Linked DNA regions of Homo sapiens: all the other regions are linked to region 1. The links are chromatin contacts, found by Hi-C in ENCODE. All regions are on one chromosome and are shown on one strand. The core of a region is the stretch at or near the end of the contact, and the rest is flanking DNA. Distances in the headings are between cores, read along the strand shown. Region 1 overlaps ASB2 (ankyrin repeat and SOCS box containing 2). Region 2 holds the start of RPS6KA5 (ribosomal protein S6 kinase A5). Region 3 has its middle 16 kb from the start of GPR68. Region 4 holds the start of PAPOLA (poly(A) polymerase alpha). Region 5 overlaps FBLN5 (fibulin 5).

Evidence for each region. A loop is a pair of places that touch in the nucleus more often than their neighbours do. Pooled maps may share reads with other maps.
Region 2: a loop to region 1 is called in a map with no recorded cell type, with 8 times the contacts of the local background. The contact joins the promoter of RPS6KA5 here to the enhancer-like site in region 1. A Hi-C loop is called at or near these places in 2 of 37 single-sample maps with no recorded cell type and 2 of 50 pooled maps.
Region 3: a loop to region 1 is called in a map with no recorded cell type, with 11 times the contacts of the local background. The contact joins two enhancer-like sites. A Hi-C loop is called at or near these places in 2 of 37 single-sample maps with no recorded cell type and 5 of 50 pooled maps.
Region 4: a loop to region 1 is called in a map with no recorded cell type, with 18 times the contacts of the local background. The contact joins the promoter of PAPOLA here to the enhancer-like site in region 1. A Hi-C loop is called at or near these places in 6 of 37 single-sample maps with no recorded cell type and 9 of 50 pooled maps.
Region 5: a pooled map shows a loop between it and region 1 (15-fold over the local background). The contact joins two enhancer-like sites. A Hi-C loop is called at or near these places in 1 of 37 single-sample maps with no recorded cell type and 4 of 50 pooled maps.

Annotation. Positions count from the first base shown.
Region 1 is chr14:93,957,068-93,962,215 of GRCh38, forward strand. The region is part of intron 2 of ASB2 (ankyrin repeat and SOCS box containing 2); the gene reads right to left. Among named protein-coding and RNA genes, the nearest start is that of MIR4506, 11 kb to the left of the region's middle. RefSeq lists an enhancer at 1,998-3,197. Within about 2 kb of position 2,949, at least 8 of the 41 ENCODE cell types and tissues checked have a DNase peak (open chromatin) inside an H3K27ac peak, as active enhancers do.
Region 2 is chr14:91,057,809-91,062,956 of GRCh38, forward strand. It overlaps RPS6KA5 (ribosomal protein S6 kinase A5), which reads right to left and starts at 2,833. Exons shown (of 17, transcript NM_004755.4): 1 at 2,524-2,833. The coding sequence starts at 2,626. It also overlaps a transcript of DGLUCY not described here. RefSeq lists silencers at 2,286-2,355, 2,426-2,555, 2,926-2,985, 3,206-3,335 and an enhancer at 2,563-3,143.
Region 3 is chr14:91,225,753-91,230,900 of GRCh38, forward strand. No RefSeq gene overlaps it. Among named protein-coding and RNA genes, the nearest start is that of GPR68, 16 kb to the right of the region's middle. RefSeq lists enhancers at 2,635-2,694, 2,705-2,984, 3,015-3,334, 3,395-3,484, 4,032-4,081. Within about 2 kb of position 3,144, at least 11 of the 41 ENCODE cell types and tissues checked have a DNase peak (open chromatin) inside an H3K27ac peak, as active enhancers do.
Region 4 is chr14:96,499,479-96,504,626 of GRCh38, forward strand. It overlaps PAPOLA (poly(A) polymerase alpha), which reads left to right and starts at 2,904. Exons shown (of 22, transcript NM_032632.5): 1 at 2,904-3,122. The coding sequence starts at 3,115. PAPOLA-DT (PAPOLA divergent transcript) reads right to left here and starts at 2,848. Exons shown (of 1, transcript NR_122121.1): 1 at 2,170-2,848. RefSeq lists enhancers at 1,609-2,205, 2,206-2,800, 2,718-2,977, 2,801-3,396, 4,552-5,053 and 1 more and silencers at 2,316-2,659, 3,098-3,217.
Region 5 is chr14:91,868,198-91,873,345 of GRCh38, forward strand. FBLN5 (fibulin 5) reads right to left here. Exons shown (of 11, transcript NM_006329.4): 11 at 1,214-2,188. The coding sequence ends at 2,027. Among named protein-coding and RNA genes, the nearest start is that of TC2N, 3.2 kb to the left of the region's middle. Within about 2 kb of position 3,899, at least 27 of the 41 ENCODE cell types and tissues checked have a DNase peak (open chromatin) inside an H3K27ac peak, as active enhancers do.

The DNA.
Region 1 (5,148 bases), core at 1,699-4,198:
CCTTGGAGGAAGCCCTGGGAGATTTAAATGACCATATAAGACAACAATGAGGTTAACCTCACCCCACCCCCCGGTCCCCCTCCCCAGCCAACCACGAAAGAGGCAGATAGGAAGCAAGGTGACATTCTTCACCCAGGAGGATGTGAGCCGTGGTCGGCAGGTCCCAGGATGAAAGGGGCTCAGGCTCACTGCTGGCCAGGCAGATCCCTGCGGGGCTGGATGAGAGATTCATGGCAAAGCAGAGGATAGGGGAGCAAAGCTGAGAAGCCAAGCTGTACCTGTGCCCCCCACGCCCACCTGCCAGCTCATTAGGGGATCTTGTCCCAGGGGTAGGAGCAGACACTATAGTAACCTCTATAGTGTTATTATAGGATGCATGAGGAAGGGCGTCGGAACCAGGGCTGCAGTCAGACAGACACAGGTTCACATCTGGGCTCTGGCACTCCTTGGCTGTGTGACGTGAGACAGGTTGACCTTTTCTGTGCCTTAGTCCCCGCTCCTGCAAGGTGGCATGAAAACAGCCTGTGCTCGAGGGCCGGTGAGGCCTGAGTAAGTGAATGGTGTGAGGAGCTTAGTGGAGTGTGAGGCACAGAGGGTGTTCCACATGTACTCACTCTTCATTTTATCATCATTTTGCCTCTCTAGGCCTCAGTTTTCCCGACCCACCAGGCTCCTGTGAGGGTGGAAGAGCCGGAAGGAGGTGGGATGGCCGCTCCACAAATCTGAGTTGGCCTGGGGTTGTCGTGAGAACAGGGTATATGGCCCCTACTGACACCACCCCCAGTAGGTCAGGCCTGGCACTCTCGACACCCCAGTGGCCCGGGCCTTTCACCACACTCTTCTGGGGGGGATTGGGGAGGACTCTGCTACCAGTGACTCACACCCTGTGGGGCATGGGGTAATTATGACCCTGAGAAGCACCCACACTCTTTCTGGCTAGGCCAGAGCCTACAGATTCTGTGGGTACACCCCAGCAAGGCCAGAGCCTGGTAGAGAGGAGCAAGGGTGGCAGGAGGAGGGGAACCTGCTCACCCCTCTGCTTCATGCTCTCAGGGCTGCCTGCAGGCCTGGCTGCCTTCCTCATCCTCGCCGCTGTCACGCCCTCCCACCTGCCTTCTCCCATCCCCTGCTTCTGGCCTTCTACTGACCCGCACTGGGGTGGGCAGGACACCGCCTGCATGTGTCCTCATTTATCCACATCCATCAACCGTAGATGGGGGTGCCTTTTACAGATGAGGACAGGGAGGCTGTGAGAGGGGACTTAACTGTGCAGGGTCACCTTCAGCATGACAGCGAGTGGAGCAGAGGTTCAGACTACCACTGTCCGCCCAGCTCCTGATGCCACCCTGTCCTCTGAAGGCCTGGCCTCTTCCTGCCTTTTCGTCCTCTCTCCAGCTCTCCGACCTCCACACTGACTGTCCCTGTGACTTTGGACAAGCCCCATCCCCGCTCTGTGCCTCAGTTTCCTTATTTGCAAAATGGAGAAGTGGGACCAGGACCAGACTGGGGATGTCCACACTGTTTCTGTAGCTGTGGAGAGATTCAGTGTCCAACAGATCCCAGAGCCAAGGCCCCTCCTCAGCCCTGACAGCTGCTGGGTTCAGTGTCCTTTGCATTAGTGCCTGGTCCTGAGAAGGAGAGACAGCCGGCAGGTGGAGGCAGCCTGGGGCCAGGCTCACCTCAGCTGTCTCCAGCCCTGTCGTCTTGATGAGGCCCTGGGCTTCCACCTCCCAGGATCCTTGGGTCACGGCCACCCTCATACTTAGTGCATGTGTGGCCTCCAGTTACCTGCCATTGTTAGAATGTTTTTAGCAGGATAATAAAGCACTGGGAAAAAGCCCACTGCACCATCTAAACGAGGACCTGTCTCTGCATAGTAATGGCAGCAGCAATGGTGGCCGGGATGTTGAGGTTGATGGAGGTGGAGGGAGCTGGTGATGATGACAGTTTCTAACAACTGTGCAGGGCAAATGTTCACAAAGTCATGCCGAGCCTCTCCTCATTTCCATTCTCCTGCCACCATTGATGGAAGCAGCGGGTGTGCTGTTCCCATTTTGCAGATGAGGAAACAGACAGACTGAGTTCCATTCAACAAAGAGTTCCCAGCTCTGGCTCAGTCCCAGGCCCACTCTGGGTGGTGATGCAGCTCATTAAAATTTATCTTTTTGTGGATCCTGAGGATATTTGGAAGTCAGCAGAGAGGGAGACAAGGCCACACACAGCCACAGAGTCACAGAGGACGGGCTGAGATCGGGGCAGAAGGGCTCATTCTGGGAGCACTGAGATCCGAGTGCATCCACTGGCTTTGGGGCTGGCAACTGGGCAAGGCGACCGCTCAGAGTTACTGAGTCGTGAGTCTCAGGGCTGGCTGGGGAGCCAGGGCCCCTGGCTGGGTTTCGTGCTCTCGCCAATCAAGGCTGGAGGCCCCATTTCCCCTCGGGCCCCAAGCAGGGGAATTCCCAACAGAGCAAACCTCCTGGGCTGAGTCATCACAGGCGAGAGGAGCCTGGCCTCGGCAGGATGTGGGTGTAGGTCATGCCCTGGAAGAGCCCCAGGTAGGGCCTCTGTCCTTTGTGTGTCACTGGGCAGGTTCTGGGGTGGAGAATGTGTCACCGTCACCTGACCCTGGAGTCCAGCTTGTCATGAATTCAGGCACGGTCAGCCTCAGTGAGAGCAGAGAATGGGCTGGCAGGACAGTGCTCCTAGCCTCTCGGTGAGTCAATGGATGGCTGCTCTGTCTGAGTTAGTAAGAAGCCCAGGTCAGCCCCAGGGAGGCAGTGATTGGGCTGGGCCTGGCTGAATGCAGGGGGCAGGTAGGCACCTTAATAGAGGAGGGAGCTAACAAAATCGATTCCGCCCCACGCCCGCCAACATGTCACCAGTCCACCCCACACCCGCCACTGTGCCATGAGTCTACCCCACGCCCACCCCATGCCACGAGTCCACCCCACGCCCACCACTGTGCCGTGAGACACATGTGACTCATTGAGCACTTGTTATAACAGGCACATTGCACCAAGCATCTCATTTAATTCCCCAGTCCACTTGGTGAAGGAGATGTAATTGGCTTCCTTTGCAAATGAGAGAACTGAGGCTCAAAGAGGCTTGCTTCCTCTAGTCTGCTTGATGAACTCCTATTCATCCTGCAAAGCCTACTTCCTTGACTAAGTGAATTGACCTTTTCCAGGGTCCCTCTGTAACTGAGGAAGCTGTGCTCTCCCTGCTGTGTCATCAGGTAGTTCTGGGCCTTCACCCTCATTAGACTGTGATCTTAGGGAGAGCAGGACCCAGCCCTGATTCACAACCTGGCATATCATAAGTGCAGAGTAAGTGTGGGTGGCTTGATTTGAATTGTTTGAAGCTGTGCACACAACAGCCTCAGCCAGTTCCTGCTTCATGTTTTCCTCCTTTGTCTTCTCAGAAATGTATCTTAAATGAAATGCAGAGGTTTAAAGATTAGGAAGACCCAGCCTCCTGGACTCACTCTGGCTGGTCCATTCATGGAAACCTTGGGCTCTGCACTTCATGGGTTCATGGACCCCACTTCTCCATGGAACAGGAAGCTAGGTCTGTCCCTTTGGGGTCCCTTAGGGGACCAAAGCTTGGCAAATGATCCTCATTTGATCCTCATCAAATTCTGTGCCTTACGTTGAGGTGAGACAGAAGCAAATTGGGAAATGGTTTTTAACAGAATTCTGTTTTCTTTGGGATACTGATCTTTCATTTCTAAGATCCAGAAGACTCAGTGGACTCCATTTTGGTCACAATATAATAATGATCAATTGCATTGCTAGAGCTTTTTATTGGTTTCAAAGGTATTTATTTGTTTAAAAACATTTATTAGGTAGCTACAATGATCCAGGCTCTAAGCTGGGCACTGGAGATAAATAAATAAATAAATAAATAAATAAATAAATAAACAGTATCAGCTCAGCTCTCTGTCCCCTAGGAGGTCACAGTCTAGTTGGGAACACTCTCAGGAGGGTGTCCCAGGAAGACCCAAGAAGCTTGTCTGTGAAGCAGAGGCCATCATGAGATTGGTGCTGGAGCACTCAGACAGGGCCGGGGAGGTCAATACGAGCTGCAAGATGTGGGAAGGCTCCAACGCCCACCTCATCTTATTTGCTTTTCACAGGAATACTGCAAGGGGAGCACAGCATGTTTTTGTTGTTGCTGTTATAAAGATGAGGCCACTGGGGCTCAGATAGGGTTAGCCACCCACCTAAGGTTGCACAGCCAGTAAGTGTAGAGGAAGAATTTGAATCTCTAGACCTACTTCTCTTTCCACTCTGCTGCCTTTCCATCTATTCCTTTATTCACCCATTCACTCATTCACAGATAGCCATGTGGTGCCTGCCACAGGTCAGACACAGCGCTTCACTGGAGGCGTAGGTTAATGGCAGAAGCAGAGAAATAAATAAGAATTGTAAGTCAAGGTGAAGGCCACAGAGGAAACAGCCATGAGAGCAAGTAAGAGGTGAAAAACCAGCTGGCCCGGGAGAGTGGTCAGGGCAGGACTGGCTGAGGAGGTGATGCTTAATCTCAGACCTGAAGATGAGAAGGAGCTGCTATGTGGATTGCCTGGGGACAAGGGTGACATCCTATTGCTAAACTTGCTGTGAATTTATTTGGACAGATAAAAGTGAACAAGGACTGTCTCGGGTCCTGCATCCACTGTAATGCGTGTCTGGGTGTGAGGGCACAAGTGCGTGTGTGCCGTGTGAATTTGGGGACCCTGGGCCTCTGTGAGTGGGAGACGGACGTAATGAGGTCAAAACTTCACCTCAAGGTGGGGTAGGGGAAGGAAACAGAGGCCTTCACAGCATCAGCAGAGCCTGGTGAAGTGTCTGAACTTCAGAGCGGGACAGACTTTGGTTCCATGCCTGGCCCTGCTGTGGGCATGTTTTGTCGTCTGTAAAATGGGCACAGAAGCAATCCACTTTGGGTGGCTTTTGTAAACATTAAGTGAATTAATGTGTGGCAGGCACATGGGAGGTGCTCAATGTGCATTTGGGGGGAGAAGAATTTCATTAAACATTCTTTTTTTTTTTTTTTTTTTTTTTTTGAGATGGAGTCTCGCTCTGTCGCCCAGGCTGGAGTGCAGTGGCGGGATCTCGGCTCACTGCAAGCTCCGCCTCCCGGGTTCAC
Region 2 (5,148 bases), core at 1,583-4,082, 2.9 Mb before region 1:
CTTTTCCAACAGTGTCTCATTCAATTCTCACATTTTATAGATTAAAGATGTGAATCTGAAAGGGTGAAGTGACTTGCCGATGTCTACATATTAAGCTGCAGAGACGGGATTTAGAATCATGTCTTCCAACTCCATGTCCTTTCATGGGACGTTTTTTGCTTTTTCATTCATCCTATGGAATACAATAAAGTGTTCTGCACAAATGAGCCACCACCAACTGCCAGCCTGATATAACTAGATGCTTATCTACATTCTGAGACGGGACCATATCAGATCAAATTACTCTGGTGCCTATTATAGATCATGTGCTGAAAGAAGTGCAGTTGGCTGAAGATGAGCAACTCTTTCAAGTTATATTTTAACAGTGTTTTTGACCACTATATCCGGTCAGTTGTTCCAGTGTTCAGTAATAAATCAAAATGATTGTTCGTTTCCTTTGACAGTTAACAGTACTAATGAATTCAGTATAATCTCACCATCCATCAGAAAAATTTCTAAAATGCGAACTTGAAGCTGATGATTCACACAGTTAGAAGAGAGGGGGAAATAAAGCAGTACTCATTGTTTTCTACAAAACTAGCATTGTTTGCAAAATCCAGAAACCAAGCAGTTGGTTAACTACTAATAACAAGCAGGTTGCTCCTTGGTCATTTAGCAAAAAGCTGCTTGTTGCACCACAGTCGATGGCTGAGAAGCATATGACTTCAAGTAGCTTTTGCTGTACAGTAGGATTCCATACATATAAATCAGTGGATCGTTATGTAAGACAAGAAAAAAATTCAAAATCTTCACACCAGAAAGCACCTGACACTGAGTGTGGCACAAATCCGAATAAATGTATACTGAGTAAACCATGTCAGGGTCTTTTGAAAATATCAGTTGTCTATGAAATTGAGAGAAGAAAAACCAAATCACCTGAATTCATACAGGTTATGTTAGGAACTCAAAAATATGGAACAGCTGGCTCAAGATGTATAACAGATTCACAATGACCAAAAAAACAATGTTTACAAATGTTGAATTAAGAAGCATGAATTTGACATCTCTCTTGAATTAAGTCACCACACTGGCACCCAATGGAATGCTTATAGGCAATCTCAGTAGAAATAACAAAAACTGAAAGAACTGACGGACAGAGCTAACTTTCCAATCTGTTCAAAACAGAAACAAGATGTACTAGTGGACACCTGAATCCTGCCGTTTAAGCTTTTGTGCCTTCACAATTAAATAATAACCCGGCCGGGCACGGTGGCTCACGCCTGTAATCCCAGCACTTTGGGAGGCCGAGGCGGGCGGATCACTTGAGGTCGGGAGTTCGCGACCAGCCTGACCAACGTGGAGAGGACCGCCCCCCCCACCCCGCCCCCACAAAAAATACAAAATTAGCCGGGCATGGTGGCGCATGCCTGTAATCCTAGCTACTCCGGAGGCTGAGGCAGGAGAATCGCTTGAACCCGGGAGGCGGAGGCTGCGGTGAGCCGAGATCATGCCACTGCACTCCAGCCTGAGCAACAAGAGCGAAACTCTGTCTGAAAAAAAAAAAAAAAAATCCCAATATGCCAAAGCAGCTCTGTCAAAAACCTTCAACGCTCACAAACATATCTAGTAATAACGAACGACTCATTAAAATGTACTATCTGTTCAGAGAAAAAAGTATTAATATATCTACAATACGAGACTGGGCTCCAAGAATATAAATCCAAATTGTACTGATTGGTCTGAATAAGCATTTTCCAAAATGAACAACCTGAACCTACACCACGAATACATTTAATTAGTTATAAAGCTTAGGACAACGCTAGTGATCTCAAACATTAGAACGTAAGCGCTGAAGCCTGCTCGTTAGTTCCTTTTACCTGGAGCTTTAAATTTCTAAAGCCATCATCTCCAGGGACCTCTGAAGGAAATTCAAGGCCAAGTATAGTATTTCATGATAAGTGAGAATAAAGGCACTCAATCCCTGGAGCCGGCGATTCCTGTTCCTGTCTCTAGACTGGACTCGGTAAAAGCCCGAGGCGAAACCTCCCGTTTATCTCCTACAGGACCCCAGCACCTTAGGGGATGGCTCCACAGAGCCCCACCGGGACCCCCCATCGCGGGGACCAGAGGGGCGGAGGAGGGAGACACTCTCCAAAACAAAGCGCCGCTCGCCCCACGCGGAGGCAGGCGCACCTTTCGCCCTGACAGGACGCAGACACACGTGTGTCACCTGTGCGGGAAGGGGGAGCAGCGACATCCTCGGAGGTGCGTGCCACGGGCAGCGGTCGGCGGCTGCGCTGGCCCCGATGCCTGGTGCCCGCCGCTCATTCCCGGGCTGGGGAAAACTTTCGGCCGCCTCCCCCAAGGCGCGCCCCCACCTCCCGGGACCCCCGGGGCACGCGCCCCGACCGCGACGCCCCGCCCCAGGCCCGCCCCTCCGCGCCCACGGCTGCGGCCCCGCGCCCCCAGCCCCGCGCGGGCACCCGCGTGCCCTCAGGCGCGCCCCCGCGCCGGGCCCGGCCGGCAGAGGGCGGGGTCGCTCACCAGTCCGCAGCTCGTGCTTGACAGTGAGGAGCTGCTCTCCTCCGTCGCCGCCGTCCGCGCTGGTCCCCGCGGCGCCGCCGCTGCTGCCACCCTCCTCCTCCATCTTCTCCTTTTTTTCCGATCCCGCGGGTCGCTACGAGGGGAACCCAGGAGACAGCGGACGCCCGTCCCCTCGCAGCCGCTGCCGCGGCCCCAGGAGTCGGGGTGCGGCGGCTCCAGAACTCGGACGCAAAGACGAGTCTCTTTCCCGCTCTGGCCGCACGGCTCGCTCCTCGCCTCCTCCCCCTTCGGCGGGCACCGCTAGTACCGCGCAACCAAACCGCCCCCTGCTCCACCGCCGCCTCCTCAGGCCGCTCCGCCCACAGCCAGCAAGGTAAGGGAGCCATTCGAGCCGCCTTCGCTGATTGGACACAGGGCGCGCGCGTCTGCCAACGCCGGTTCCCATTGGGCAGTACGCTGTGACGTTTCACGAGCCTCCCCGCCTCGCTCCTCGAATTGTTGTTGCTTGGCGGGGAGGCAGGAGAGGGAGGAGCGCCGCCACTCCGATTGGTGAGACCCAAAGCTCTGCCCCGCCCATTTCCTCTGGTGCGCACTCGCAGTCAAGACCTTCCCTTCCCTGACCTCCCCAGAACGGTCACACCCCTTATTCCCCAGCTTCGATCTGTTAGTAAACAGTGTCTAGTAGTCAGGAGGCGCTCGGGGTCTCTGATTGGCTACTGCCGAAAGAGGCGGGGAGGGATGATTGGAACGTTTGGTCCGCCAATCACCGTGGACAGAGGAGGGGCCTGGAGGGTAGCGCTTATCACCCACGTGTTTGCAGACAAACCTAAGGGTCCCGGCAGCGATCCATGCGTGTGTGACAACCAGCGAGACGGCGTGCCCTAAAAAGGTCTTACTCGCTCTAGTGAACCCTAAACAAGTTAAGCAGAGTGTTTGTTCTTAAATAACAGATAGTTCTTAAACGTTACAAAAATTCACAGTCCCAGCTCCCGATGAGGAATTTTACGAAGGAGAGACATTTCTGTTTCGTACAAGACTCTTACTAGGCGCCGAAAGGATGCAGAGATTAACAAAATAGAATACAATTCCTCCCCTAAGCAGCTTTCAATAGAACGTGAGAAACAATCTGTGTGTGTACACAAAAGAACTATAAAGCAGAATTTGAAATAAAGCAGTCGTACAAAGCGTTAGAGAATCTCGCACGGATGGCAATAATTATTCCCAGACGAGGAACTGGGGAAAGCTTTTAGGGCAAGGAGGCATTTGAGATAACCAACGTAAAGGATGGATAAGAGAGAAATACCAGCAATAGACATTCCACACAGAGAGAGTAACTGTGAGCATTGGCCTACAGCAGAGAAGGCAAGGGTGGGTTAAGTGATTGATAAGGTTAGATGAAAGTATGATGTAAGAGATACAGCTGACAAGGTGAGGTGTGGTAAGATAATGGGGAACTAGGGATGCTGTGCTGAAGAGTGCAGATTTTTTTTAGTACACAGTGATGAACTGAAAAGAGGAGAGAGATAGCAGGGCAGGAATCCTGCTGCAAGGATAGAACTAAAGGGAACCTGATTTCTAGTAGCAGACACGAGAATGGGAAAAAGCAGAAACTTAAAGATGTACAGTTGGACGTAATTCAGATAGATGTGATCTTTTAAACTAAGCATGGATTGGATCAGGAGTCAGCACACTTTTTTCTATTAAGGGCCAGATAGTAAATATTTTAGGATTTGCAAGCTGTATGACCTTTTTCACAACTACTCAGCTCTGCCATTGTAGCGCAAAAGCAGTCATAGACAATAAATAAAAGAAGTAGCTGTGTTCCAATAGAATATTTTTTATGGACATTGAAATTTGAATTTCACATAGTTTTCATGTATCGTAATATATTCTTCTTTTAATTATTTTTGAATCACTTAAAAATATAAAAACAGGTCAGGCGCAGTGGTTCACACCTGTAAGCCCAGCACTGTGGGAGGCTGAGGCAGATGGATCACCTGAGGTCAGGAGTTCAAGACCAGCCTGGCCAACATGGCAAAACCCTGAATCTACTAAAAATACAAAAAATTAGCCAGGCATGGTGGTGGGCGCCTGTAATCCCAGCTACTCAGGAAGCTGAGGCAGGAGAATTGCTTGAATCTGGCAGGCGGAGGTTGCAGTAAGCCGAGATCACACCATTGCACTTCAGCCTGGGCAACAGAGCGAGACTCTGTCTAAAAAAAAAAAAATATATATATATATATATATATATATATATATATATATATATATATATATATAAACAATCCTTAGCTCAAGGGCAGTTAAAAAACAGGCAATGAGCCAGATTTGGCCTACAGGCCATAGTTTGCAGACTCCTGGATTCGACTGCTGTGAAAGACAAAACACAGAAGCCTTGCAAGTTCCTTCAGGTTGCTTTCACAGCTCCCTGGGCTTACCTGCCTGGAACATTTATCATCACACTAAACCATGACTGCCTACTTACTTGTCTTTCTCCTGCAAAAGTCATGTGCTATTTGGAGCCAGGCAATGACTGTGTGCAACTGTTCATTTGTTCACTCGAAAACTTTTATACCAGTTATATACCAAGTACTGTAATAGGTGCTAGAGACACAGTGGGAGCAA
Region 3 (5,148 bases), core at 1,894-4,393, 2.7 Mb before region 1:
CTGGGTTTATATCCCGATCATTGTCCCTCCTGCTGTGCTCTCAGGCGATAGATGATTGGCTATTTCTTTACCTCCTGTTTTTGCCTAATTAGCATTTTAGTGAGCTCTCTGATTGGTCGGGTGTGAGCTAAGTTGCAAGCCCTGTGTTTAAAGGTGGATGTGGTCACCTTCCCAGCTAGGCTTAGGGATTCTTAGTTGGCCTAGGAAATCCAGCTAGTCCTGTCTCTCAGTACCCCCTCTCAACAGGAAAACCCAAGTGCTGTTGGGGAGGTTGGCTGACAACTGCTCTAACTGCTTCCTGCTGAATTGGGGCGTAGTAGGGGTTGTGCAGTTGAGATTTCCTCGGGAGGGGTGCCTTCGATGTCATCAACATCGGAGCATGGGCTAGCAGGCCGGTCCAGGGGTCCATGGTAGATCTTAGTCATGGACTGCATCTGGGGCTCCATTTGAAGAACTATTTGTAGTTTTACAGCTTTGATTCTGGAAGAGACAAACTTAACAAGGAGGTTAAAGATAAAGGGATTGAAATGTATGGGCTGCAGTGCAGGGGATTATTTCTTTGGCACACTTCACAGGCCTTGACTATCTGCTTGATAGTTTTGAAAAGGCCTGGTCTAGTAAATAATAATTTGACCATCTGATGGGTGCTATTAATGCCTAAGAGAAAGATATGGTGAAGGGTTTTAAGTAATTTCCATTGGTTAGCTGCAGGCATAAGTATTTTTCCTTCTTCGGTGGCTGGCCATTCTGAGGGGAGGAAACTATGTCCTCGTGAGGTTCCCCATTCTATTTCTTCTGAGTACTGGGGCTTGGTTTCCTGGAGGGGATTACCCTATACTAGGGCTCCTTCTATAAGCATTTCTAATGGAGGGTCCTGCCTTGTGGCTCTTTTGGCTTCAATATCCGCTTGGTGGTTCCTTTCTATTTCCCTTTCCTTTCCTTTCTGGTGACCCCGGCAGTGTAAGACTGCCACCTCTTTAGGTTTCTGTACAGCCAATAATAATCTCCTAATGGCTTCCTGATGTTTGATAGGTGTTCCCTCGGAAGTTAGGAATTCCCTTCCTCTCCATATTGCTGCACGGGCATGGAGGACTAGGTAAGCATACTGTATATATATTTACCCGAAAAGGTGAAAGTTCTTGACTTAATAAAGAACAAGTTCATATATTGAGGCTACTAAGCTCTATGGTAAGAATGAATTTTCTATCCATGAAATTGAGAAGGAGGCTGGGCATGGTGGCTCATGCCTATAAGTATTCCCAGCACTTTGGGAGGCCGAGGAGGGCAGATCACTTGAGCTCAGGAGTTTAAGACTGGCCTGGGCAACATGGCAAAACCCCGTCTCTACCAAAAATAGAAAAAATTAGCCGGGCGTGGTAGTGGGCGTCTATAATCCAGCTACTCGGGAGACTGAGGTGGGAGAATCGCTTGAAACTGGGAGATGGAGGTTGCAGTAAGCCCAGATTGCGCCACTGCACTCCAGCCTGGGTGACAGAGCGAGTCTCTGTCTCAAAACAAAAAAGAAAAAAAAAAGAATTGAGAAGGAAAAAGAGATATGTGCTAGTTTTGTTGTCAAACCTCAAGCTGCAAAAGTTCTGGCCACAATGTGTGGTAAGTGATCAGTTAAGATGGAAAAGGCATTACATGTGTGGGTGGAAGACGTGAACAGAAACGTGTTCCAACTGACAGCAGTCGAGTTCAGTACTATCCACTGGGGATCTTGGAACATACTCCACGTGGATGAGGGGGTACTGTTATCATTAGGGCATAGTCAGGCAGCCGTGCATGGTGGCTCACACCTGTGATCTCAACACTTTGGGAGGCCAAGGCAGGAGGATCCCTTGAGCCCAGAAGTTTGAGACCAGCTTGGACAACATAGTGAAATCCCATCTCTACAAAAAAAGTTTTTAAAATTTGCCAGGCATGGTGGTATGCTCCGGTAGTCCCAGCTACTCATGGGGCTAAGGTGGGAGGATCACTGGAGCCTGGGAGTTCGAGGCTGCAGTGAGCTGTGATCACACCACTGCACTCCAGCATGGGTGACAGAGCAAGAGCTAGTCTCAAAAAAGGAAAAAAAGAAAATGGTAAAATGTGCAAATGTGGAATATATATTTACAAAGTTCTTGGGTTTTACAGAAGATTTACTCCTACCACCACCAAAATATTTATACCTTTGAAATGCTTTTTTTTCCAAACAGCATTTTGTTTACTAAGGCAAAAGAACAGCATTTTGTTTACTAAGGCAAAAGGTCCTTTGAAGAGCCTAACATTTATCACCATTGCTGCCCCTCACCTCACCCCTAACACTATTCCACCTCCTCTCTGTCTGCTCCCCTGCACCCCCTGAGCCCAGACCCTTTAACCTCTTGCATAGGAGGGCAGCCTCACCCTGTGGGTGGGTCAGGCCTCTCCAGTGCTCAGGCGGCTCAGAGTCCTCCTGAACAACTCCAGTCACTTGCCCTTATCTCTTTCACAAGCTCCCACTGCACAGTGCCCAACAACATTAGAAACTGAGTCACTGACCGTGTCCCATTACACTCTTACAATATCCTGTGCTGGTTGCACTGCTGAGTGACGGCTGACTCACCCAGATCAGGGGAGTCCAGCTTCGCAGCCATGGCCCCAAATGTTTGTTGAACCTGCTTAATTTTCATTCATTTCCTTAAACAGGTCTAGTTTCATTCTTTAAGGAGCAACAGTTGTGAGAATAGAACACAGAGGGTAGAAATGAACCCCGCATTGTACACACAGCAGTTAAGCGTGAGGATGTAGCACAGTGGTTCTGGGACTGACTTCAGTTCTCCCTATGCAGGGGCATGATGCAGCCCTGGGCGGAAGTTGCTGGGGCTGGGGCTCTCCAGGTCTCCCTTTGTCATTCTAGGGGAGTTCCCACAGGCAGGGGCTGTGCTCAGTGCTGGTGCGGCAGCAGGGCTGACACCTCCAGCATCCTGAGAACTCAGCCACATGGGGATCTGCGGCATCTCACGGCTCAGTGAAGCCACCTCAGCTCTGCAGCCTCCCTGACCACATGTCCTCCAATTAGGATTTTTGTCCCTGATTTGGGACTGCAGAGTTCCATGTAGCGAGGGCCTCTGATTGAGATTGTACCCCGACGTTTCTGCAATCTTGATGGCTAGAAGAGAGAAGCCCTCACCATGGTAAAGCTGCCAGCACGCTTCTGACTCATGTTTTGGGGGAAGACACAAATGGGTCTTTGGTTTTGCAGTAGTAACAGCAGGGTTCTCTTCTGGCATGGAGGAGTCTGAGGCATAACCATGTAATGGGTTGTCTTCACTGTGGGCAGAAATTCATGGGGAGAGGATTTCAGTTGTTTGGTAAAGAGGCTGACACCAGGTTGAGCCCAGAGAAAGCTGAGAATAAGGGTCCTAGACTCAGTGACACATCCAAACCCCTGACCCCGCTACAGGGAGAGGCAGGCCTGTGGTCCAACATCAGGGGCTCTGATGCAAGGGAGAAGACCCCTTAGCAGGGCCCAGCCCAAGGACCACAGGAGCTCTGCATTCCAGGATCCAGTTTTGATGCTTGTCCATTCCACTGTAGGATTCCTGCTCAGACCTTTAGTAGTTTTGCTCAGCTTTCCTCTTTTATCCTAGCCTTGACTGTGCTTTGAGGAAGCACCTGTATCCATGGGGTGGCCATGGTGAGTGTGGCTGCAGCCTGCAGAAGCTAGTTACAGGGAGATAGGAGATGACATGCAGGGAATGATGGGGTGATTTAAGGCGAGATATGGGCCTGGTGCCAACCAGAATGGATTTGTGGGACATAGGAGCATCACTGGGCATTTCCAAGAACATTGAGGGGAGGTAATCCTGGTGAACAGTGCATAGGATGCTCCATGGATAACAAGGGCAGGCTGGAGACCTTGGCACCTTGAGGGGAGAATGAGCCACACAGACCCTGCAGGAGATGGATCAAAGACAAGTGAGCCAGCTAAGCAGGTCAGGGCTCCTTAGTCCCCTGGAGGTCCTCTGGCCCCTCCGTCACTCAGCAGGGAAAGGCATTCCTCTGAGGTTGTTCCTTGCCCCTCATTGCACGGGCTTTGCTGACCACCAGCCCCGACTTGGTCCAGCCCACTGCATTCTGCTACATCCTGCCCACTCCCTGTGGCTTCCACTGGCTGCACGATGAGGTCTAACTCAGATTCGAAAAACCACTTCCTCTAGGCAAGGTGGAGAGGAGGATGTGGCTTACCAGCAATTCACATAAACTCAATGTGTGTCAGCAATAAGATTTCTCACCAGAAGTAAAGAAGCAGAGAGGAAAATGGGCCTGTTCTCCATGGGGCAGGTCAGACAGACTTGCTCTCACTTCACATTCCAGGCATCGCATTTGAAGAAGTGGATTTTGTTTAGAGGAAGGTACAGAGGGGTGGGTGCTTAAAACCTCTTAAGTTTAGGGCTGGATGTGGTGGCTTATGCCTGTAATCCTGGGGAGGCCAAGGCAGGTGGATCACTTGAGGCCAGGAGTTTGAGACCAGCCTGGCCAACATGGTGAAACCCTCTTCTCTACTAAAAATACGAAAATTAGCTGGCTGTGGTGGCACACGCCTGTAATCCCAGCTACTTGGGAGGCTGAGGCAGGAGAATTGGTTGAACTTGAGAAGCAGAGGTTGCAATGAGCCAAGACTGTGCCACTGCACTCCAGCCTGGGTGACAGAGCAAGGCTCTGTTTCAAAACAAAACAAAAAACCTGTTAAGTTGAGGTGGCTTGAAGAGCTGCCTGTCAGAGACTGGCCAGATACTCACCAATTCTGCCTCTCTTTCCTGCATCCATAGGAAAACTACCTTTCCCAGCCTCCCTTGCAGTTAGGTTGAGGCCACATGCCTGGGATCTGACCAATGGAATGTAAGTAGCAGGGATATCCGCCATTTCCACACTTGGCCAAAAACCCCTGTGAGATTCTCTTTTTGCTGCATCCCCTTACCTGTGTGGGTGAAAAGGGAAGACCCCAAGATGATGGACTCTGGTGATGGGAGGATCCTGAATCACTGCCATCACTTTGGGAAAGACTTGCCAGAAAGCAGCCTCTCGTTGGACTTTGCATGAAATTTTCTGCCCGACCCTGAAATTAGTCATCTTGAGTAGTAGTGAGTTGTCATTGGTGGTGTTTGTTTGTAGACAGACTGG
Region 4 (5,148 bases), core at 1,654-4,153, 2.5 Mb after region 1:
TTTTGAGTAGCTGGGATTACAGGCGCCCACCACTATGCCCGACTAATTTTTGTATTTTTAGTAGAGATGGGGTTTCAACATGTTTGCCAGGCTGATCTCCAACTCCTGACCTCAAGTGATCTTCCAACCTCAGCCTCCCAAAGTGTTGGGATTACAGGCGTGAGCCACTGCGCCCGGCCTCATTTTATTTTTAAAAATTGTTCTCTTTACCTGAGATGCCCTTCTACTCCTTCTGTCCACTTACCAAACCCTAACATATCAGGACGTGTCTGAAGTGACCTCTTACATGAAGTCTACCTTGACTCCATCCTCAATCCTCAATATTGTTCCTTTTAAATGCCTTAGGCAAGTAGCGTGATATCTAGCACATTCTAGGTACTAAATATTCATCAGCTGTGCTATCTAGCTGCCTCATTCTATGGAAGGCTGAAACAAAAATAGTTTGAAGCAATTATAGACCAAAAGCATGGATGTTTAGCGTCCCTCTCTTCACTGCCTTCTGAGATGCCTGGCAGAGGACAACATAAGCTGAAAAAGTCCCCATTCTTTTATTCATAAAGTACATCGTTAGTGCATTTTTTTTTTTTTTTTTTGAACAATGTCTTGCTCTGTTGCCAAGCTAGAGTGCAATGGCATGATCAGGGCTCACTGCAGTCTCAACTTCCTTGCCTCAGGTGATCCTCCCAACCTCAGCCTCCCAAGTAGCTGGGACTACAGGTGTGTGCCACCAAGGCCAGCTAATTTTTTTGATTTTTTTTTTTAGTAGAGACAACGACTTGCCACGTTGCCCAGGGTGGCCTAGAACTCCCGAGCTCAAGGAATCCTCTGCCTCCCAAAGTGCTGGGATTACAGGTGTGAGTGAGCCACTGTGCCAGGCCCCAGGGCATATCTTTACAAGCTGCTTTGAAGTCCATAGCCTTAATACATTATTGAATTATCTGGATCTCAGATTTTCAGTCTTTTAGGGACAACTATGCTACTGGGTCTCCAGCCAAAGCCACCTTGATGACAAGAGGAAAAGAGACTAAATGGAAGAAATGACAATCAAATATAAGTCTGTTTGCAGATCAGCACTATTTAATGGAAATGAAGGCCACATATATAACTTAAAATTTTCTAGTGGTCACATTTAAAAAAACAGGTAAAATTAATTTTAATAGTATATTTTCTTTTTTTTTTTTTTGAGACAGGATCTCGTTCTGTCAACGCAGGCTGGAGTGCAGTAGTGAGATGACGACTCACGGCAGCCTCCACCTCCCACTCCAGGGATCCTCCTACCTCAGTCTCCGGAGTAACTGGGACCACAGGCAGGAACTACCATGCCCAGCTAATTTTTTTTTCTTTTTTCTTTTTTTTTTTTTTTTTTTAACTTTTTGTATAGACGGGGGTTTCCCTATATTGCCCAGGCTGGTCTCTAACTCCTGCCCAAGCGATCCTCCCACCTCAGCCTCCTAAAGTGCTGGATCACAGGTGTGAGACACCGTGCCCGGCTTACATTTTCTTTACTGCAATATATCCAAAATATTTCAACGTGCAATCAATATAAAAAGTGATCAGTGAGGTATTTCACATTCGTCGAACTGACACCCGTGCGTATTTTGCACTTCCAGTGCCTCCTAAACGAACTAGCCTCATTTCAAGTGCTCAGTGGCCCTAAGTGGCCAAGGGGCTACACTAATGGACAGGGCAGGTCTAGGTCCTGTGTTTTTCCCATTCGGAGTCACCAGTCCTACTAGACATTCTGTGAAAAAAGGGAAAGCCTTTGTGAAACTTCCTGAGGACTCACAAATGCACATTATTACATTTAGAGTTTAGAACTTTGGTTAAGGCAGCGTCCTGTATTTGATTCTTTCCCTCTTCCTCTCCGCTAACCCCCTATGTGACACCGTAGAACTTATAATTCGTTCTAATTCGCAGATGGAGGGCATATGAGAGAGGAGGCTCTGCCTCAAACACTTTCTCAAACTTTTGCCGAGGGGTGGCGAGAAGGTAGACTTCCAGGTCCCACCCGATATAGATTAAGGGCTGGAAACACAGTCAAGGGGAAATTATGACCAAGACAACCTTTGCTAAAATGCCAGCGGTGACTGCCATTGATGTTCCTATAAAAGGTCAGCTCTGTCAGGAAGTTCCAGTGCATCATTTGTTCAAAAGTAAAATCAGCCCGTGTTCCAGAATTCGCGGACTGTCGTCAGTCCTAACCTACACATTTATTCGTTCAACAAATATTTCAGCGCCTGGGTCAGGCATCAGGAATACACTGGTGGTTAAAACAGACGGAAAGCTCCATCTGGTGGGACGCAGTCTGGGAGGGAAAGGGAGTCCTGGGGACATGTTTTCGTCGGCTCTAGGCTAAGCACCTCTCGCCGTAGCACACGGGGTCGGCACCGCTGCCCGGCGAAGTACTTGTTACTTTGCAGTCCAGTACGAAGCGGCGGAGTAACCGGTTCCAACCCAAGGCAGCGACTCATGCGAGTCGTTCTAAGCGCCGCGCTGGGGGGTACATACGGTGCACGCGTGGGTGCCTCACCCCCTGGCAGCGCCTCCAGGGACGCTGCTCCGGGAAAGAGCAGCCGCCGCGACCTCAGGCGGCGGGAAAGGTGGGACCTCACAATGCGCCGGAAGCGGTGCCTCGTGGCTTGGGATCTCTCCGGGTTCTTCCTTGCGCCGTCCACGCCGCACTGCCCACGAGGGCGTCCCCGCCCGAGGGACAACTCACCGCCCGGGGCCTCCCTGAGCGTTCCCTTCCACCATCTGACACCCACTGCTAAGTGTGAGAGGACCCAGGGGGTAATTGCCGGGCCGCAGGCGGCCTTAGGAACTCCGCTTCCCGTGAGGCTTCGCGGCGGACGGCGCTGGTGCGCAGGCGCACGCACGGCGTGCGTGGTGGCGTCAGCAGTTCTAGAACGTTGCTGTGGTAGCGCTCGGGCGCCATGTTAGGACGAAGGGGAAGGAGGAGAAGCGCTTAAAGCGGCGGGAGCGGTGCGGGAGAGGGGTTGGACCCAGGGCTGAGGCAGGCCCCCCCCTCCCTCCCGCCTCAGTGGATCATGCCCAGGGCGGCAGCGGCGGCGGTTGCGGGGGGGAAGTGACTGGGCGGTGCCGGCGCCGGAGACGATGCCGTTGTAAGTAATTTGTATTCTGTTTTCTTTCGCTCGCCGGCTGGGCCTTGGGGGGCGTCCGGGAAGGGGAAGAGGTAGGCGGAGAGGGTGGCACGCGAGCCCGACCCTCCCCGCTGGTAGGAGGCAGGCAGGACTGGGGACCTTCCTGTTTCCTCGCTCGCTCGCCGCCGCACTTCCCCCCGTGTGCTGGGTTCCCGCGTCCCCCGACCCTTCCTGGCTGGGTCAGCTGCCGTCGGGCCGGGGGCCTTCCCCTTCCGGAATTGCTGGCGGAACCTCTAACTCGCCCGGCCACTCCAGCTTCTCCGCCCCGTCCACAAAGAAAATCAAAACAACCCGAAAACAAAACATTGCCTGGTGGTGGGGAACCACGACCCTGCTGCACGCGGGATCAGCACTTGGGGTTCGGGCTCGCTCTCGGCGCCCCTCGGGCCCATTCGATGTTGCTTTTCTGTTCCTGGTCTGTCTCAGTTTGCTCACTCTCTTCCTCCCATTTCCAGATGCCTGTCTTGTGCGCCGGAGTTAGCCCCTTTCCACTGACCTTGTCTGAATGTAGGAGCACGAGTTAAAAGCCCAGCTTTGAGCGTTGAGTCCGCCTGCCTCCACCTCCGCCTCCCTAGCATTCACAGGCGGTCGGAGAAGGGGGCACTTCACAGGGTGCCCTCCTCCAAAACGACTTATGTATTGCTTTCCCTGTTTTGTTTTGATGGGGTAACCAGGTTTCATTCTGTTTCCTTCTTTCTCTATCTCTGGTGATACTTTTTTTTTCCTGGTTGTAAGGCTTGAAGCTAGTCTCTTTATGCTTTCTAATGCCACTGCGCCTTTTTCTTTTCTTGGTGGGTTTTTAAAAAGTTTTTTTCTCCCCTCCCCCTTTCTGATAATGAGATATAATTTGGCAGCTCATTGCCAGTAGATTACGGATTTTTTTTTTCCTGCAAATATACAGCATTGTAGAGGCCTAAATAGTGAGACTGCATTTCTTCCATTTTTGAATATTGAAGCGTAAGAGTGCCTCTTTGAGACCAGGGACCGAGTTTTCTTCATCTTAGTAGCCTCAAAACGCAACATGTAATTGACACTCAAAGTTTTGGTTAAATTCAGGATAAAGATTTTTGTGGTTTCTAGACATCGAATGTAGTAACTCAGGTCTATTTTTTTTTTGTAAGTAAGGATAATTTCTTTAGCACATAATCACCGATTGTAGTTTTACAATTATATATGTGTGTGAATGTGTTTCTTTACAGGTGAGACTCTAACTTTGGCACAGACCTTAATGACTTCTATCGCAATTTATGTATTTTAAAAGGATTTTCCATGGCTCCCACCCACCCCCTTAGGTTATTAAGAAGTCTATCACATTACTTCTGTGATGAAAACGTTTGTTAGACTTAACTAACTATACAGGTCTAAAATCTTGGAATCTGCATGGTTTCTGTTTATTGATTTTTCCCTTTCATAGAATAAGAGACCCTAGGAGAACTGAGTCTAAGCAAGATTGTTGTGGTGTTTCTCAGTTCAATAGGAGATAAATGTTTGCAGTGATGTCGTGATGACTGCGTTATTAAGTTAACATTTTGCTGTCTTTGAAAAGGGACTTCTTTTTCTGATAATCATACCAGCATTAAAAATGATAGATGTAAACCTTAAAAGGCTTCAATGAAGAAATAACATTAAGTAATTTGTGTCTTATTTCTAGGAATTAAAAGTACTTTTATACCTACTTTCCCCCAACATTCTTTGAAGAGGGAAGGTATACATTTCTGTGAAAGACCTTAGGTATTTCAAATTCTTCGCGAGTTAGTTCAAGTGTGTAAAATGGAAGACGGGGCCAGGCGCGGTGGTTCACGCCTGTAATCCCAGCACTTTGGGAGGCCCAGGCAGGTAAATCGCTTGAGGCCAGGAGTTTGAGATCAGCCTGGGCAACATGGCGAAACTTCATCTCAACAAAAAACACAAGTTAGCTGGGCGTGGTGGCTCATGCCTGTAATCCCAGCTACTTGGGAGGTTGAGGTGGGAGGACTGCTTGAGCCCA
Region 5 (5,148 bases), core at 2,649-5,148, 2.1 Mb before region 1:
CCCTGGAGTTTGGCCATCCAGTGGCCAGTTTTCAGATCGTCTCCAGTCGAATTCCTCCCAATGTTCCTTCTCTTCTCTCCTTCTTTGCCGTGCTTTTCTGCCATTCATGTCTGCTCATCTTCTTGTCTCCCCGTCTGCTTCTGGAGCCTGGAGCCTGGGGTTCAGGGTTTATATGGGTACAGGATAGGGGACATGGCAGGCCAAAAGGCAACTTTTTAGGGATGAAAACAGGAATGGCTGTCCTCATTTAGGGCCATGGGTACCCAGGCTTGAGGGTGGGGCCTTTGCCAGGGAACCACCCTCTTCTACCCAGTATTTCCCTGTCTCCTGTCCATATCACAAGGATCTGTGGAATGCCTACTAAGACTAGGGGTCCAGGACACAACTCCTGATAGGCACTGTGGGGGTCCTTAATGAATACCTCACCAACAGGTAGGATGGGAGCACCCTCAGATGGATCTGTAGACTCCACCTCAGCTATCAGGGAGTGCACTTTTTTCCTGAAGCCTTGGGTTGATTCCTGGGATGGCACATAAAGACAGCCATCCCAACCTGTTCTCCTGTGACTTGCAATGTTGACTCTCTTGGCCCCTGCACAGGGTTCTAAGACTTGAAGGATGTCCAGAGGCCCTGACCAGGAAAAGAATAATGTATCCTACAATGAGCAGAAAAGACATTGAGGGCAAGGCAGCTAGGGCTCCAGCCCCATCTGTCCACCTCTCTTTCTAGGGTTTATAACAATACATTCTCAACTCTGGCTACATAGTCAAGTTTTCAAAAATCCTGATGGCCGGGCCCTACCTAAGCCCAATGACATCAGAGTGTCTGGGGGCATGTCCCGGGGAATCAATCTTTCCTCCAAAGTTCTACTGGTTATCCGTCTATGCAGCCAGGGTTGAAGGCCACTGGTTTAAAGTAACTTGAATACATTCCTGTTCTGCAGGAGCACCGGAAATAATCTACGTAAGAGAAGGATTGTTGGTTGTTTTCTAATCAGATGAAACAGGACTCAGGGATGATGCCTCCCCCTAACTTCCCCACGACCCCTATTTCTCTGCCCCACCGCCCCCCTCCCATCAATTTGCCAGAGTCACAGATAATGCCCTAGCTCTCTGGAGAGCTTTCTAAGCCAGCGCACAATAAACAGGTTTAAACAGAACTAGAACCCCAAAGGCTGACTCGTCTATGATGTCAAAATGAACCAAACACAAGCTCTCTTCAAATATTTAATCAGTTTGGAGACCTCTGCATTCCAATCCAATTGGGTAAAAATTCTAAAGAAAGCAAGATTAAGGGGTCCTCAAAGAAAACACTGGGCTAAAATGGAGAGGAGACTGGGTTTGGGAAGACAGAACATAGCATGTGTCTGAAGGCCTTTCGAAGGAATTCTACGACATATTTTTTAAAAATACTCAAAATGAACAAGACAGAATTAAACCGTTATACAAATTTAAGGACAACTGAAACTTCTTTTATGGTTGAAAATACCAGGCATGGTTTTGAAACACATTCTCTAAAAACCCTTCGATCCTGCTGTGGTTTGTTTACATAGCCTTCTCTGTGTACGCAAAAAGCAAACTAGCTACTCCCAGGGTTCCCCGCCAGCTCCCGGGTCTTTGCAAAGCAGTAACACAGTGAGAGAAGGAGTGGAAGAGGTGAAGAAGTGACAGCAAGCTGTTCACAGTCTTTGAACATAGACTCAGACCCCCGCAAACCTAATCTATTTTCTTTGAAAATAGTGGAAATAAACTGAAGGCCTTGAAAATTCACCAACAATCTTCTATCAGGGGAGCAATGATAATACTTTTTGATAACTGTGTCATAGGAACTGGGGGTGGCAAGTCCTGCAGGGTGACAGGTCTGCAATAGTACAGGTGAGAGTCAGGAAGTCGGGGCTGACTCTTCGGGGAAACGTTCAGCAGGAAATGCCTAACGTCTGTGTCGCTCTCATTCTCTCTGTTATTTCCTCTCTTCTCCTGTCCCTTGGTGCCAATGAGAGGCAGCGTCGGAGGCTCCAGCCCGAGGCTCAGAATGGGTACTGCGACACATATATCCGCAGTCGGATCACGGAGCTGCCTCTGAAGTTGATGACAGTGTTGACAGTGATCATTTCCAAGTCCAGCTGGATTTCCCGGGGCCCTTTGATGGGGCGTGTCATCACCAGGGTGGCACTGATGGGGCCCGTTTGCTATGGACAGAACCGGGGAACACCAGTGAGAAAAGGCCTGCATGGTGGCCCTGCAGCCCCACCTGGGCGCTCCCTTGCCTCCGTCAGTCAAACTGGCACCCCCTCGGTGCCTCAACTGTGCCATGCTCTTTCCCTGGCTTTGCCCACTCTCCACCTGGTTCTTTTCTGCAAACCCTTCAGGTCTCATCTGAAAGGTCACTTCCTAAGAGGAGCCTTCTCTGGTTCCCCAATCTAAGTCAGGTCCCCCTGCGACCTCTGACGCTGCAGCCTTTACTTTGTACAGGATGGAAAGCATTTATGACCATGTATGATTGTCCATACTGTCTACCTGATCCGTGTCTGATATCTAGGCTCCCACTAGGCTATGAGTTCTGTAAGAACAGGTACTGGGGTCAGGCTTTTCACCACTGAGTCCCCCTAGAAGCCAGCATGGTGCCTTGAACACAGAAGGTGTTCAGAAAACATATATTGAATGATGAACGAATCATTGATTGAAACTTCTGCATGGCTTAGGGCTGTCACTTCACCCCTCTGGGGCTCATCTCTCAAATGAGGGTTTGGCATTGAGTACATACACATGGACACAAAGAAGGGAAAAACAGGCACCAGGGCCTGCTTCAGGGTGGGAGGCAGGAGGAGGGAGGGGATTGAAAAACTACCTACTGGGTACTATGCTTATTACCTGGGTGATGACATCATATATACACCAAACTCCTACGACACAGTAATTTATCTATACAACCAACATGCACATGTACTCTTGAAAGTGGAATAAAAGTTTTAAAAAACGTTTTTGAGGAAAAATAAAATGAGGGTTTGGACCAGATCAGTAATTTAAAAAAAAAAAAAAAAAGGCATCAAAGGCTACTGGAACTTTTTTTGTTAAACTAACAATTCCAGGGGCCCATTCCAAGATTTTCTATGTCAGTATATTTTTAGGTGATGCCTGGGAAAGGTGGAATTTAAGAACCCCCCTCTAGGCACCCTAGAGTCATCTCCAGCTTCACCATTCTGTAACCTGATCACTGTGGTCCTAATAATTTCGCGTGAACTCTCTCCTCCACTGAGTCTTTTTCTAAAACTTTCAAGGAGGAAGGCAGAGAGGAATGACATCAACTGAGCACCCATCATGTGTGAGGCACTCTTCTAACCATGTTTATGTACATCTGCTTATTTAATCCTCATAAAATGGCCAGGCACCATGGCTCACAACTGTAATCCCAGCATTTGGGAGGCCGAGGTGGGCGGATCACTTGAGGCCAGGAGTTGGAGACCAGCCTGGCTGATATGGTGAAACCCCATCTCTACTAAAACTAGAAAAATTAGCAGGGCATGTTGGCAGGTGCCTGTAATCCCAGCTACTTGGGAGGCTGAGGCACAAGAATTGCTTGAACCTGGGGGGCAGAGGTTGCAGTGAATAGAGATCGCACCACTATACTCCACCCTGGACAACGGCGAGACTCCAGCTAAAAAAAAAAAAAAAAATTCTCATAAAACCCTGAAAGGCCTTGCCACTCAAAGTGTGGTCCCTGGACCAGCAGCATGGGCATCACCAGGGAGCTTCTTATAAATGCAGAATCTCAGGGCTAGGATCTACTGAGCCAGAATCTGTGGCTTAACACAATCCCCAGGGCTTTGTGTGCACATTAAGTATTGAGAAATATTGATCTAAAAGCACAGGACCCAGGTGGGGGGGCCCTGGCTGTCCTTGTCTAAGTGCTGTATGAAAGGTATGACTCATTACTTCCCCGTTTTATAAGTAAGCAAACTGAGGTCCCATGAGGTTAAATAATTGCTTAGGGTTACCCAGCTAGTCTTGGGCAGAACCAAGGGCTTCCATTCAGGTATTTCTGACCCCAAGCCCCAGGCTTTTTTCACTGCACAGCAGGTATCAGAAGAGGCTGATGTGTGTTTCACTTCTTCCTAGCACCCACCTAATGAGAGATGCTCGCGGTCAGTGCAAGGGACAGATATTGGCACTGTTAGAGGAAACAGTGTGAAGAAGAAAAGGGATGGGCTGGACAATCACTTCCCATACACTGCAGAGCCCAGCCCTGTGCCCAGAAGCTGCAAGCAACAGTCTCTGCAAAATAAAGGAACCTAGCTGGTTTAAAGCTACACTAGATGTTTTATCTGTCTCCATAAAAGGAGGGCGCCCCATAAAGTTCTGAACATCCCCAAGAGCCACCACAAGTAAGACAAGGGTGGGGCTGGCAGACAGGTGCAGGCCAGGCGCTGGGACCTCCCCTATCCATGAGGCTATCGGCAGCCTGACAGCCACACAATTTCCTCTTGGCACTGGTTCCTCCTGTTCCCGTCAGCATCCACGTTATTGGCACCTCCTCACGCAGATTTCTTGGACTTCCTTGTCAGCCCTTACGAAACCTGAGCCCTGGGCCAGGGCTTCAGAGGGTAAAGCCACACAAGGAAATGCCTGCAGCCTTTACATATACAAATATCTCACCAGCTTTCACTGCGTGAACAAAGACCAAGAGTTGAGAACCCTGAGCTAGGGACAGCCCTCCAGAGGGAGATCTGCAGAGCCCAAGGTCTGGAAGGGAGAAGGGGGCAAGTGCAAACTTCCAAGTTGTTCCTTTGGGCTCTCCTGGTAAATGTCTCCTGAGTACGAAAGAATCCTCAACTATCCCATTTGAAATCCTAGACTCTCCCATTTGGAAGTAACTGCAGAAGCTGGTGAGTCCGGCCTCCACCTGGGTCCACCCTACCCACAAGCACCTGGAAGAGCTCAAGTACCTGCCACAAGAGCTGAGGACAGCCACCTCCACATTCGGCTTTTAGGGCAGAGCCAGGGCATTAATGAAATAAACCCCTGAGAGCCCGTGGGCATTAGTAGGCTTGGTGGTGCGAAAAGATGAGGAGGAGGAGGATGGTGGCGACAGTGATGACGGTGGTGGTTATGATGCCAGGCATCTGGCTACAACCTTTCCTACACCTCTTAA